Regions from separate parts of the Homo sapiens genome. Here region 1 is linked to region 2. Evidence: chromatin contacts called from ENCODE POLR2A ChIA-PET data. All regions are on one chromosome and are shown on one strand. The core of a region is the stretch at or near the end of the contact, and the rest is flanking DNA. Distances in the headings are between cores, read along the strand shown. Region 1 overlaps TRMT61A (tRNA methyltransferase 61A). Region 2 has its middle 72 kb from the start of LINC00605.

Region 1 (5,981 bases), core at 3,179-5,678, 280 kb after region 2:
CCTGCAGTCCCAGCTCTTGGAGAGCTTGCAGTCTGTGTTGGGGCTGTCTTAGGCTGGCCTCAGACCCTAGGGTGGGAGTCCAGGGATGCTAGGGCCAGACGGGCCAGGCTCTGCCACCCCTGCCCTCTGACCCTCGGGTCCTGTTTCCCACAGGCGGGCGCTTCTGCTCCTTCTCACCGTGCATCGAGCAGGTGCAACGCACATGCCAGGCGCTGGCAGCGCGCGGCTTCTCAGAGCTGAGCACCCTGGAGGTGCTGCCACAGGTCTACAACGTGCGCACTGTCAGCCTGCCACCGCCCGACCTGGGCACAGGCACAGATGGCCCTGCCGGCTCCGACACCAGCCCCTTCCGCAGCGGCACGCCCATGAAGGAGGCCGTGGGCCACACCGGCTACCTGACCTTCGCCACCAAGACCCCAGGCTAGGGGGCCGCCTCCCAGGGCACCAGGGAGCTGGGAGCACTGAAGGGCTGGGCAGGGAGGCCAGAGGCACCTTATATGGTCAGCGATGCCTGCCAGACACAGACGGTGGGGTGGGGCTTGGGGGCCTCCTGGGTGGCCAGAGTGGGACAGCAGGAAGGGCGGCTGTGATGGAGGAGCAGTGCTGGGGCTGGGCCTCAGCCATTCCTGTCCAGCCCTGTGGCCCATCCCAGCTGCTGTTTGTTGCCAATATGAAGTATCCACTGCCACAGGCTCCCCTGGGTGTTGAAGCCAAAGGGTGCAGGTGGGGGAGTCTGACCCCCTCCCAGGTGGGCCTAAGCAGGAAGGGGGTGGAGGAGGGAGGGGGGCATTGACCCTGAGACCACGCTGCGTCTGACCCCTGGGCCCCCACGGCCCTGGCTGCCCCACGGGGCCTGAGACCATCTCGTGCTTCTCCAGTCCCCGGGCCGAGGCTCCAGCCTTGGCCAGAAGCTGGGGTGAGCTGACCCAGAATCCCTGCCCTGCTCTCCCCAGCGCTAGGAGACCAGGCCAGCCCAGGAACCAGGGAGGTGACCCTGCTCTCTGGCCTCCTGGCTGATGTCACAGCACTGAGCTCAGCCCAGGCCTTCGTCCACTCATGTCCAAGAGGCGGGGCATCCCCCACCCAGCCAGAGCCCCTGACATGGGCTGCACTCGCTGAGGCCAGGCAGCGCTGCGGAGAGGAGCGGCAGAGTGGGTTGTCTGCCGCAGGCAACCAGGCAAGTGTGTCGGGGCTGGGGTGTGAATGCCAGCCTGTGAGTCCCGGAACTATGTGGGTACCCCTACCCCTCACAGAAGCCAAGGGCATGGAGGAGGTCCCTCCACAGTGACAACGGTGTGGGGTAGGGGAGGTGCATTCAGGACACCACCCAGGGACAGTGCCTATGTGATCACCTCTTAAAGGCTAAGCTTAGGGGCATTTCCCAAAGTGGGGACAGAGGGCAGGACGCCCAGGCTGGGGGCTCTCCTCGCCCGCCCTGGTGTCTGACAGCCTCAAGGAAGGAGCAGTGCCTGTGTCAGCCATGGGGCCCTTGGAGCTGCCGCTGGTGCCTAGGGGGCCTGGGTTTCTGCCCAGGCAGCCAGTGGCTGTTGGGAGCCTCTGTTTCCCCTGTGCTGGGGGCCTTGAGTGCTATGCTAGCAGGGGCCTGGCCCCAAGTGTGAGTGATGAGCAATAAACGTACCGTCCCCCTCTGTTCTGAGTGATCCCTAGCAGCCAAGGCCACCCCCAGCTGCTGTCTAGGCCAGCCCTACCTGCGCTCTGCCCCTGGTCCCTGCTCCTCCCTGTCCTGGTTTGGCATGATAGGCGCTCCAGTCTCCAGGACAAAGGGGCAAATGTGTGGCCACCCCCATCTGGCTGCAGAAAAGGCCACTCCTTCCTGGGGTTGGGGTGGTCCAGGAGTGCTGGGCCTTCTTCCACAGTCCTGGGCTGGAATTCAGTGTGGCTGCCTGGGTTACTTGTATGCGCCCCTGAAGGAAGGGTCCACTCCAGGCCGCCTGGTCCCTGCGAAGTGTCACACTGTGGGTCACCGGGGGCTGTGGCTAATGTGGTCCGGGAGGCCTGTGTCCCTGAGAGTTGCTCAGCCCTGCTCCGAGGGCTTGTCCTCTCCTTCCAGGACCCAGCTTCCCTTCTAACCTTGTTACTCACCTGGGGCACAGAGGAGGGGCCCCCAGTCAGGTTCAACATGGAAGTGGGTGACCCTAATGCCAGGAGCTTTGGGGTCAGGCTGTCCCTGGGGTGTCATGAACTGGGTGACGCACACCCCTGAGATCTCAGTTCCCCCAAGCCTGCCCTGCCCCTCCTGGCCACAGCAAAGGCCTGCATGGTGTCTGATGGGTGGACACCGGGAGGTGTTTCTTTGAGGCGCAGCTCCATGGTTTATAGGACACATAGGCCTCAGGCACCGTAGGGTCCAGGTTGTGCCCATTTTCCAGCCGGGGCTGGTTGCCCTGGTGGCAGCCCTGGGTGAGTCACCAGGGTCCGCACATGGAGAGCGGGAGGTCCCAGCCCACCCTTAGTTGTCACATGGGACAGAGTTGCTGTGTCAATCCCCTCGGCCCTGCTGCTCTGCCCTGCACACAGGCCCCCATGATGACCTTGAGCCTCCAGGCATCCACCCCCACCGTATGGCCCTCTAGACCCAGCTGGGCCTCACCCCACTCCCTCAGCTTGGATCCTCACGTGGCCTGGAGCCAGCATTAAACTCCTGTATGTCCTTCAAGACCCCTTCAAATGTCCTTTTCTCAGCATGCTTCCCCAGACATCTAATGCCCAGGCGGGAGAGTCCTGCACACCATGTCCCGAAGGAGTCCCCATAGCAGAGGAGCAGAAGGCAAGCAGCGCCCCAGTTCTGTGATGGGGAGCCTGACTTTCAGAGGTAGAGCTGGGCCCATGGCCGTGAGTGACCGATGAGCAGGCCCGGATGGTCAGCGCGAGTCAGCAGCACGGGCTCATCATGGGGCACGGATTCACCAGAAACTCCCTGCCTGGCCCAGTGTGTACTCGCCTGTGGCCCTCAGATTTTCCCTGGCAATTCCTCCCCGCTCACCCTGCTGTCCTGCACTGAGACAGTGGCACATGACTCCCAGCTGCCCAAGCCCTGGAAGGTCCCAGACCCTGGCTCTGACTCAGCTGCTTGGAGGGTCCTAGTCCTGGGAACTGCCCTAGAGCCGAGATTAGAGTACCCCTCCCTCAGGAAGCCCCGGGGTGTCAGCTGCTCCTGGGCCTCACTCTGCCCCACCCATGCCTGCCTCAGGGCCCAGCCCCTCACCCAAGAGCCCCAGAGGCCTGGGCCCAACCTGGGCTTCACGGGTGGGGACCAGGGCAGGGTTTCTGGGTGGGTGGAGGGCAGCAGGCCGGTGGGGGCACACCCTGTCTAGTAGCATGTGATGAGGCAGGGTTGCCCCTGAGGGCCCAAGAGGCCCTCACCCCTGCAGCCTAGGTCTGGGGCTGTCCCCTCCACTCCCTCTTCTCTGCCTCCATTGCGGCTTTGCTCTCTCCACCCACCACCTCTGGGCCAGAAGATGGAGGATACGTGGGCTGCCAGGGGACCCGAGTCCCCCAACAGTCCACTGCACAGGTAGGGAAACTGAGGCACAGAGCTGCAACTCCGGAATCCTGGCCATAAGTGGTTCCCCAGTGCATGACCCTAGAGGGCAGAGAGTTTTCAGGCAGAGTCCTGGAAGGTTCCTCAGAAAAGGAGACACCTGTGCAGGTGGACATTGGAGAAGGGTGGGCAAGTCATGCAGGGGGGTGGGAGGTGCCCCAGAAGCAGTGGGTGGAGAGGGTGCACTTCCAGCCTCTGGGCTGGCAAGTGCCATTTCCAAAGCTGCTCTAAGCAGGGTGGGCACTGGACTCAGTGCCCCCACAGCCCCGGGGCTGTTGGGCTCGCACGCCAGCCTGGAGGGGCCTTGAGCGAGAGGGTCCCCAGAGAGGGGCCTGGCTCCTGATGCCCTCAGGAGGGAGTGAGCAACTGCCGGGCCTCGCGCCCTGTCCTCACCAGCCACAGAGGGTGGGCGCTGTCATCAGTATGCATGGGTTGAGTGCCTCCCACGTGCCAGCCCCTGCCCATTCAGGACGCCCAGGCCTGCCCTTCGGGGCTCCCAGGAGCCAGACCCAGATCTGGGCACACAGTGCAGAGTGAGCTGTGGCTGCGGGAGCGGTGGTGGCCTGGACCCTGTGTGGCAGGTGTGGGTCGGTGTGGAGTGGGGGAGTGGACGGGCCTTTCTGTCTCAGGAGCTCTGCGCACTGCCCACTCCTGGACACTGGAACTTAGCCTCGAGAGAAGTCGCTTCCCGAGGTGGCCAGCGGGTTGGCAGCAGACAGGCTGGGTGCCAGGTGTGTGCACCCCGGAGCCAGCGGGTTGGGCCCTGCCCCCGGTGGGTCATCAGTGAACAAGGAGGGGCACAGTGGGACCAGCCTGCTGCCCTGCCCCAGCAGTGGCCTTGCCAGCCCATGGGCCCTCCCCACGCGGAGCCTCTGTGCCCAGGGGAGCCTGTGTGGCCCAGCCCGGTAGCCAGGACGAGGGCGTTTCAAAGTCAGGCCGCCTCCAAAGCAGTGGCGTTGGTGGGAGGGAATAACTTGCTCCCACCAGGCTGAGAATAGCTCAGAATTGGGTCACGCTCACCGAGATCTCCGGTCACAGCCTCCAGCCTTTGACAATAATCAGCTTTCTCCCCGACATCTGTCCCTTCAAAGAGGGGGCAGGCCAGTGCAGGCACTTCTAGAAGCAGCAAAGCAGAGGGGACGGGAGTGGGGAGGGGCGTCCTCACCTCCTGGCCCCCCATGGCAGGCCCCCTCCCTCCCATGCTCCCACCCCATGCTCCCTTCCGTGCCTCAGGTCCCACCAGCTTCCCGCGCAGGGCCAGGTAGGGGAGCAAAGCACGGCAGTGCCCCCTGACAGATGAGGACACCAGCTAGGGGCTGCGGGGAGGGTGGCGCCTGTGCCTGGCCCTCTGGTGCTCTGCCACCCATGCCCCTCAGCTCCTGAGACTTAGGGGCCTGCATGCCACTGCCCCAAGCCGCCCTCCTCTCGCCCCTCCCGGTCTGTCCTGGGCTCTTCTAACGTGGTTGAAGGGCATGGGTCAGAGCAGGCCGTCCTGCTCCGCCAGGCTTTTGGGGGCTTGTTTCCCCCAGCCCAGGACTTCACCCCGTGTCTTGTTTCCTATCCATTTTCCCGTGTCGGGCCCTCCTCATCCCAGAGCAGCCTTGAGAGGGCTGAGGTGGGTGGTGTCACAGGCCCTCAGAGCCTGCATCTGTGCTGTCACCTGCGTATGCTGCCACCAGGTGGGTGCTGAAGCCATCCTCGTAGCAGCATAGTAGGTGCCTCCTGCACAGAGAGATAGATATGCCTACCACATGCCAGGCACGCTGATTTTGGTTCTTTAATCTTTTTTTTGGAGACCGTCTTGCTTTGTCGCCCGGGCTGGAGTGCAGTAGCGCGATCTCGGCTCACTGCAAGCTCCGCCTCACGGGTTCACGCCATTCTCCTGCCTCAGCCTCCCGAGTAGCTGGGACTACAGGTATCCGCCACCTCGCCTGGCTAATTTTTTTTTTTTTTTTTTTTTTTTGTATTTTTAGTAGAGACAGGGTTTCACCGTGTTAGCCAGGATGGTCTTGATCTCCTGACCTCAAGATCCACCCACCTCGGCCTCCCAAAGTGCTGGGATTACAGGCGTGAGCCACCGCGCCCGGCTGGTTCTTTAATCTTTAAAAACCCACAAGGCAGTTCCCGTGTTCTAGGTGACGACACCATTGCTAAACTTTAGCCACAGGTATGTTCCTGAAGTGCCCGTGACACTAAGCATCTCAAGATGTGGCCCCTGGACCGGCTGGTCAGCGTCGTCCCCACCCCACCCCTGCTGAGCCGAAACTCCAAGGCAGGGCCCAGGGGGCCCCCTTTCCCCAAGCCTCCAGGTGCTCTGGTACTCAAATTTGAGAATCACTGCTGGAAGACCCGGGAGTCTCGCAAACATTTCTTTTTATTTCTTAAATAAAAACCCCCGTTATTAACTGAAGCGGCAGCT
Region 2 (5,565 bases), core at 714-3,213:
AGTGGGGTTGGGCCGCAGACACAGGAGTGGGAGAAAAGTGGAGGGGAGGGTCCATGTAGTCAGACCAATACTCCCACTGAAACCAGATCATATGGTGGACTCAGTGTTTTAATGCTGTGGTTTTGGCCAGGCATGGTGTCTCCCATCTGTAATCCTGGCACTTTGGGAGGCTGAGGCAGGTGGGTCGCTTGAGCCCAGGAGCTCGAGATCAGCCTGGGCAACATAGCCAGACCCTGTCTCTAAAAAAAAAAAAGTTTTTAATTAGCCGGGTGTGGTAGTGCACACCTGTAGCCTCAGCTACTGGAGAGGCTGAGGCAGGAAGATGGCTTGAGCTCAGCAGGTCAAGGCTACAGTGAGCCATGGTCACACCACTGTACTCCAGCCTGGGCAACAAAGAGAGATTTTGTCTCAAAAAAAAAAAAAGTGTCTTTTTAAAAAACTGGAATGCTGGCAAGATAATCACCAGACCCAATGGAAGGGAAGCAGGACTCTGTGGGGTCAGCCAAGCAGGAGGACCCAGGAGAGTTTAGGGGGTGAATGAGAACATTGATTCCCATGGGCTCTGGGGGAGGGAAAACAACACAACCCTTGGGTCCTGGAGTGGGGTGTCTACGGGAAATCCCCTCCACGCTGTACTGGGCGCACAAAGGGAGTTCGCCCAGAAGCACGTGCACAGCCTCTGGGGCGGGCGCCTGCATTGCACCCCTCAAAATATTGCTACCATGATGTGCAAGGACAAGGTGGGGCACAAAGGTAGCCAAGCACCAAAGACAGAAGCCAGGACAAAGAGGGGCTCCAGACCACAGAAACATGCCCACCGGGCGGCAGAGCAGGGGACAGACTCTGTGCCCCCGTACTTCTATTCCATGTCCTGGGTCTCACCTCACACCTTTCTTGCAGTTCATGTGTCTCTCACTGTGTCCACAATGATATTCTACACATCCAGAAGGGTTTGTAGTAATTATAGGGTTTTTTGTTTCTATAACTCATATTTATTTATTTTTATTGGTACACAATAATTGTACATATTTATGGGGTACGTGGGATATTGTAATACATGCATACAATCTGTAATGATCAGATCAGGGTATTAGGATATTCATCGTCTCAAATGTTTGTCACTTTTTTTTTTGAGATGGAGTCTTGCTCTGTCACCCAGGCTGGAGTGCGGTGGCACGATCTCAGCTACTGCAACCTCTGCCTCCCAGATTCAAGTGATTCCCCTGCCTCAGTTTCCCAAGTAGCTGGAACTACAGGTGCGCGCCACCATGCCCAGCTAATTTTTGTGTTTTTAGTGGAGACAGGGGTCTCGCCGCATTGGCCAGACTGGTCTCAAACACTTGACCTCAAGTGATCCACCCGCCTTGGCCTCCCAAAGTGCTGGGATTATAGGTGTGAGCCATGTGGAGGAAAAGTTAAATATTAAATTTGAACTCCATTGAACTTGAACACAAGGAATGGTTATGTGCCAGTAAATAGCCTCTGGGCATCTGCCTGGGAGCTAATAACCTATACTGATTGTTCTGGTAAGGTACATTTTCTACCTTAAGGCAAACAAACAACAGAATCTACAGAATAGGCTAACCTTCCTGTATTCCCTGAGTCCAGTCATGAAGGGCCCTCGTGCCTGGGGCTCAGGCCAAAAAAGGAATACTACAAAAGGGTGAGGGTCCCAGACCCCGCCGAAGCTCCGCAAGAACTCTCCTCGTCTGTGCGCGGACGGGCGGCCGACTCTGGAGCCCAGGCTGCTGCTTCCCTGTCTGGTGATGCTTCCTCCATAGTCCAGTGGGTGTAAATATATACAGATATATCTTTTCTTGTCCCTTTCCCACTGTGATTTGCTTATTATATTTGTGTTGCCATATACTTGGGATGAAGGCTGTTTGCCCTTAAAAGTATCGTGTGTGCCTTTTCTTCACCCCCCGGGCATTTCCCACACAGAAACTTTTGGTATCAGGAACAGGATTCGAAAACGAAAGTATGCCACTTTCCAGTCGCAGGGACTGGGCTGGAGGCTCGGGGACTTCCCACATCCCGGGATGGGAACTTCCCCAGTTCTCCCCCTCGGCGACTGAATAGTCCAGGGGAACTGGCTTTTGTGAAAATTGGGAATCTAAGTTAGTGCATTTTGAACTGTTGGCTGTGTGTGAGGTGCTGCAGGAAATTCTAGTTTGATAAGGGGATGCCGAGGGAATTTCCTGGCATGGATGCTGCTTGCTTACTGCTTATAAGTTAATGTGTCAAGATAGGGACCGGTTGCTACAAAAGAAATGTAAGCTGGAAAAGGAAAATGCTAATTTGACTTCCAGACTGGCCCTGGCCCAATGCCAGGCCTATGTCTTGACTGATCAAGCTCAAAGCTAGTAATGCTTCCTCCATAGTCTGGTGGGTGTAAATATATATAGACATAGCTCTTCTTCTCCCTTTCCCACTGCGATTTGCTTATTATGTCTGTATTGCCATATACTTGGAATAAAGGTGTTTACCCTTAATAGTATTGTGTATTGTGCCCTTTCTTCTCCCCTCTCGCGTCTCCCACACAGAACAATGTCCAGCAGTATTTTTTAGTAACTACAGTTTTTTTTCTAGAATTCATATTTATTTTGTTGGTACACAATAATTGTACATATTTATGGGGGACATGGGATATTGTAATACATGCATACAATTTATAATGATCAAATCAGGGTATTAGAATATTCATCACCTCAAATATTTGCCATTTCTATGTGTTGGGAACATTTCATATCTTCTCTTCTAGCTTTTTTTTTTTTTTTCCTTGAGATGAAGTCTTGCTCTGTCTCAGACTGGAGTGCAGTGGCGCGATCTCGGCTAACTGCAAACTCCGCCTCCCGGGTTCAAGTAATTCTTTTGCCTCAGCCTCCCAAGTAGCTGGGACTACAAGCATACACCACCACACCTGGCTAAGTTTTGTATTTTTAGTAGAGATAGGGTTCCACCGTGTTGGCCAGCCTGGTCTCAAACTCCTGACCTCAAGTGATCCACCCGCCTCGGCCTCCCAAAGTGCTGGGATTACAGGTGTGAGCCATGGTGCCTGGCCATCTTCTAGCTATTTTGAAGTATACAAGAAATTATTTTTAATTATACTCACCCTACTATGCTATCAAACACTAGAACTTATTCCTTCTAATTGTATGTTTGTACTCAGTAATCAATCTCTCTTCATCCCCACGCTGCACCTTTCCCAGCCTCTGGTAACTTATCTTTCTACTTTCTATCTCTATGAGATCCACTTTTAAAACTCCCACATATGAATGAAAACATGCAATATTTGTCTTTTTGTGCCTGGCTTATTTCAATTCACATAATAACCTCCAGTTCCATCCATGTTGCTGCAAATGACAGCGTTTTATTTTTTATGGGCAAATAGTATTCAAATTGTATACACATACACATATATATTCATCTGTTGCTGGACATATAGGTTGATTCCGTATCTTGGCCACTGTGAATAGTGCTGCACTAAACATGTGAGTGCAGGTATCCCTTTGATATACTGATCTCCTTTCTTTTGGATAAATATCCAGGAGTGGGATTGCTGGATCACATGGTAGTTCTATATTTAGTATTTTGAGAATTCTCCATACTGTTTTTCATAATGGCATGCTAATGTTCATTCCCACCAATGTTGTATAAGAGTTCTCTTTTCTCCGCCACCTCACCAGCATTTATTTGTTGTCTTTTTGAAATAGCCATTCTAACTGGGAGGAGATGATATCTCACTGTGGTTTTAACTTGTAATTCCCTGATGATTAGCGATGTTGAGCATGTTTTCATATACTTGTGGGTCATTTGTATGTCTTCTTTTGCTAAATGTCCATTCAGATCATTTGCCCATTTTAATGTGGTTGTTTTTTGGCTGTTGAGTTGTTTGAATCCTTGTATCTTCTGGATATTAGTCCTTTGTCAGATGAATAGTTTGCCTTCATTATGTTGAGGTATGTTCCCTCTATACTTAATTTGTTGAGAGTTTTTATCATGAAGGGATGTTGAATTTTATCAAATGCTTTTTCTGCATCTATTGAGATGATCATATAGTTTTTATTCTTCATTCTGTTGATGTGATATATCACATTTATTGATGTGTATATGTTGAACCACCCTTGCATCCCTGGAATAAATCCCACTTGATCATGGTGTATTATCTTTTTGATGTGTTGTTGGATTCAGTTTGCTAGTATTTGTTGAAGATTTTTGCGTCTATGTTTATCAGAGATACTGGCCTGTAGTTTTCTCTTTCTTCTTTTGTCATGTCCTTGTCTTATTTTTGATATCAGGGTAATTCTGGCTTCATAGAATGAGTTAGGAAGAATTCCTTCCTCTTCCACTTTTTGGAATAGTTTGAGAAGAATTGATGTTACCTGTTCTTTATAATTTTAGTAAAATTCAGCAGTAAAACCATTTGGTCCTCGGCTTTTCTTTGTTGGAAGATGTTTCATTACTGATTCAATCTCATTACTCATTATTTGTCTGTTCAGGTTTTCTGTTTCTTCCTGGTTCAATCTTAGTAGGATATATATATTCAGGACTTTATTTCCTCTAGGTTTTCCAATTTATTAGTGTATAGTTGTTCATAACAGTCTCTAATGATCCTTTGTATTTCTGTGTGTTCATTGTAATGTCTCCTTTGTCATTTCTGATTTTATTTGGGTCTTCTATTTTTTTTGTTAGTATAGCTAGTGGTTCATCAATTTTTCTTGTATTTTTTAAAAACTAACTTTTTGTTTTGTTGATCCTTTGTATTGATTCTTCATCTTTATTTTGTTTAGTTCTGTTCTGATTTTATTTCTTTCCTTTGGTTGATTTTGGGTTTTATTTGATTTTGCTTTTCCAGTTCCTTGAGGTACATCATCAACTTATTTATTTGAAATCTTTCTATTTTTTAATATAGGCTTTTATTGCTATAAACTTCTCTCTTCACACTGCTTTTGCTGTATCCCATAGGTTTTGGTATGTTGTGTTCCTGTTTTCATTTGTTTTAAGAAATTTTTGGATTTTTATCTTAATTTCCTCATTGACCCAGTGGTCATTCAGGAGCATGGTGTTTAATTTACATGAGTTTATATAGTTCCCAAAGTTCCTCTTGTTATTGACTTCTAGTTTCATTCCAATGTTGTCTGATAAGATATGTGATTGATTTTGACTTTTTAAAATATTTTGAGGCTTGTCTGTGGCGTAACATATGATCTGTCCTGGAGAACGATCCATGTGCTGATGAGAAGAATATATATTCTGCATCTGTCAGGTAAAATGTTCTGTAGATGTGTGTTAGGTTCATTTGGTCTAAAATACAGTTTAAATCTATTTTTTTTGGTTGATTTTCTGTCTAGATTATTTGTTCAATCCTGAGAGTAGGGTGTTAAATTCCCTAACTATTATCGTATCGGAATCTACCTCTCCCTTTAGAACTAATAACATTTACTTTATATATCTGGGTGCTCCAGTGTTGGATGCATATATATTAAGAACTGCTTTACCATCTTGCTTAAATTGATCACTTTATCATTATATAATGACCTTCTTTGTCTCTCTTTATAGTTTTTG

The links. ChIA-PET counts read pairs that join two places held with the same protein, here RNA polymerase II (POLR2A).
Region 1: POLR2A ChIA-PET joins it to region 2 with 11 read pairs in activated T-cell. The contact joins two enhancer-like sites. POLR2A ChIA-PET finds 5 or more read pairs at or near these places in 2 of 52 experiments (AG04450 and activated T-cell).

What each region holds. Positions count from the first base shown.
Region 1 is chr14:103,534,397-103,540,377 of GRCh38, forward strand. It overlaps TRMT61A (tRNA methyltransferase 61A), which reads left to right. Exons shown (of 4, transcript NM_152307.3): 4 at 154-2,677. The coding sequence ends at 425. It overlaps LOC124903392 (a long non-coding RNA gene), which reads right to left. Exons shown (of 2, transcript XR_007064357.1): 2 at 5,919-5,981. Among named protein-coding and RNA genes, the nearest start is that of TRMT61A, 8.2 kb to the left of the region's middle. Within about 2 kb of position 4,429, at least 6 of the 41 ENCODE cell types and tissues checked have a DNase peak (open chromatin) inside an H3K27ac peak, as active enhancers do.
Region 2 is chr14:103,258,693-103,264,257 of GRCh38, forward strand. No RefSeq gene overlaps it. Among named protein-coding and RNA genes, the nearest start is that of LINC00605, 72 kb to the left of the region's middle. Within about 2 kb of position 1,964, at least 26 of the 41 ENCODE cell types and tissues checked have a DNase peak (open chromatin) inside an H3K27ac peak, as active enhancers do.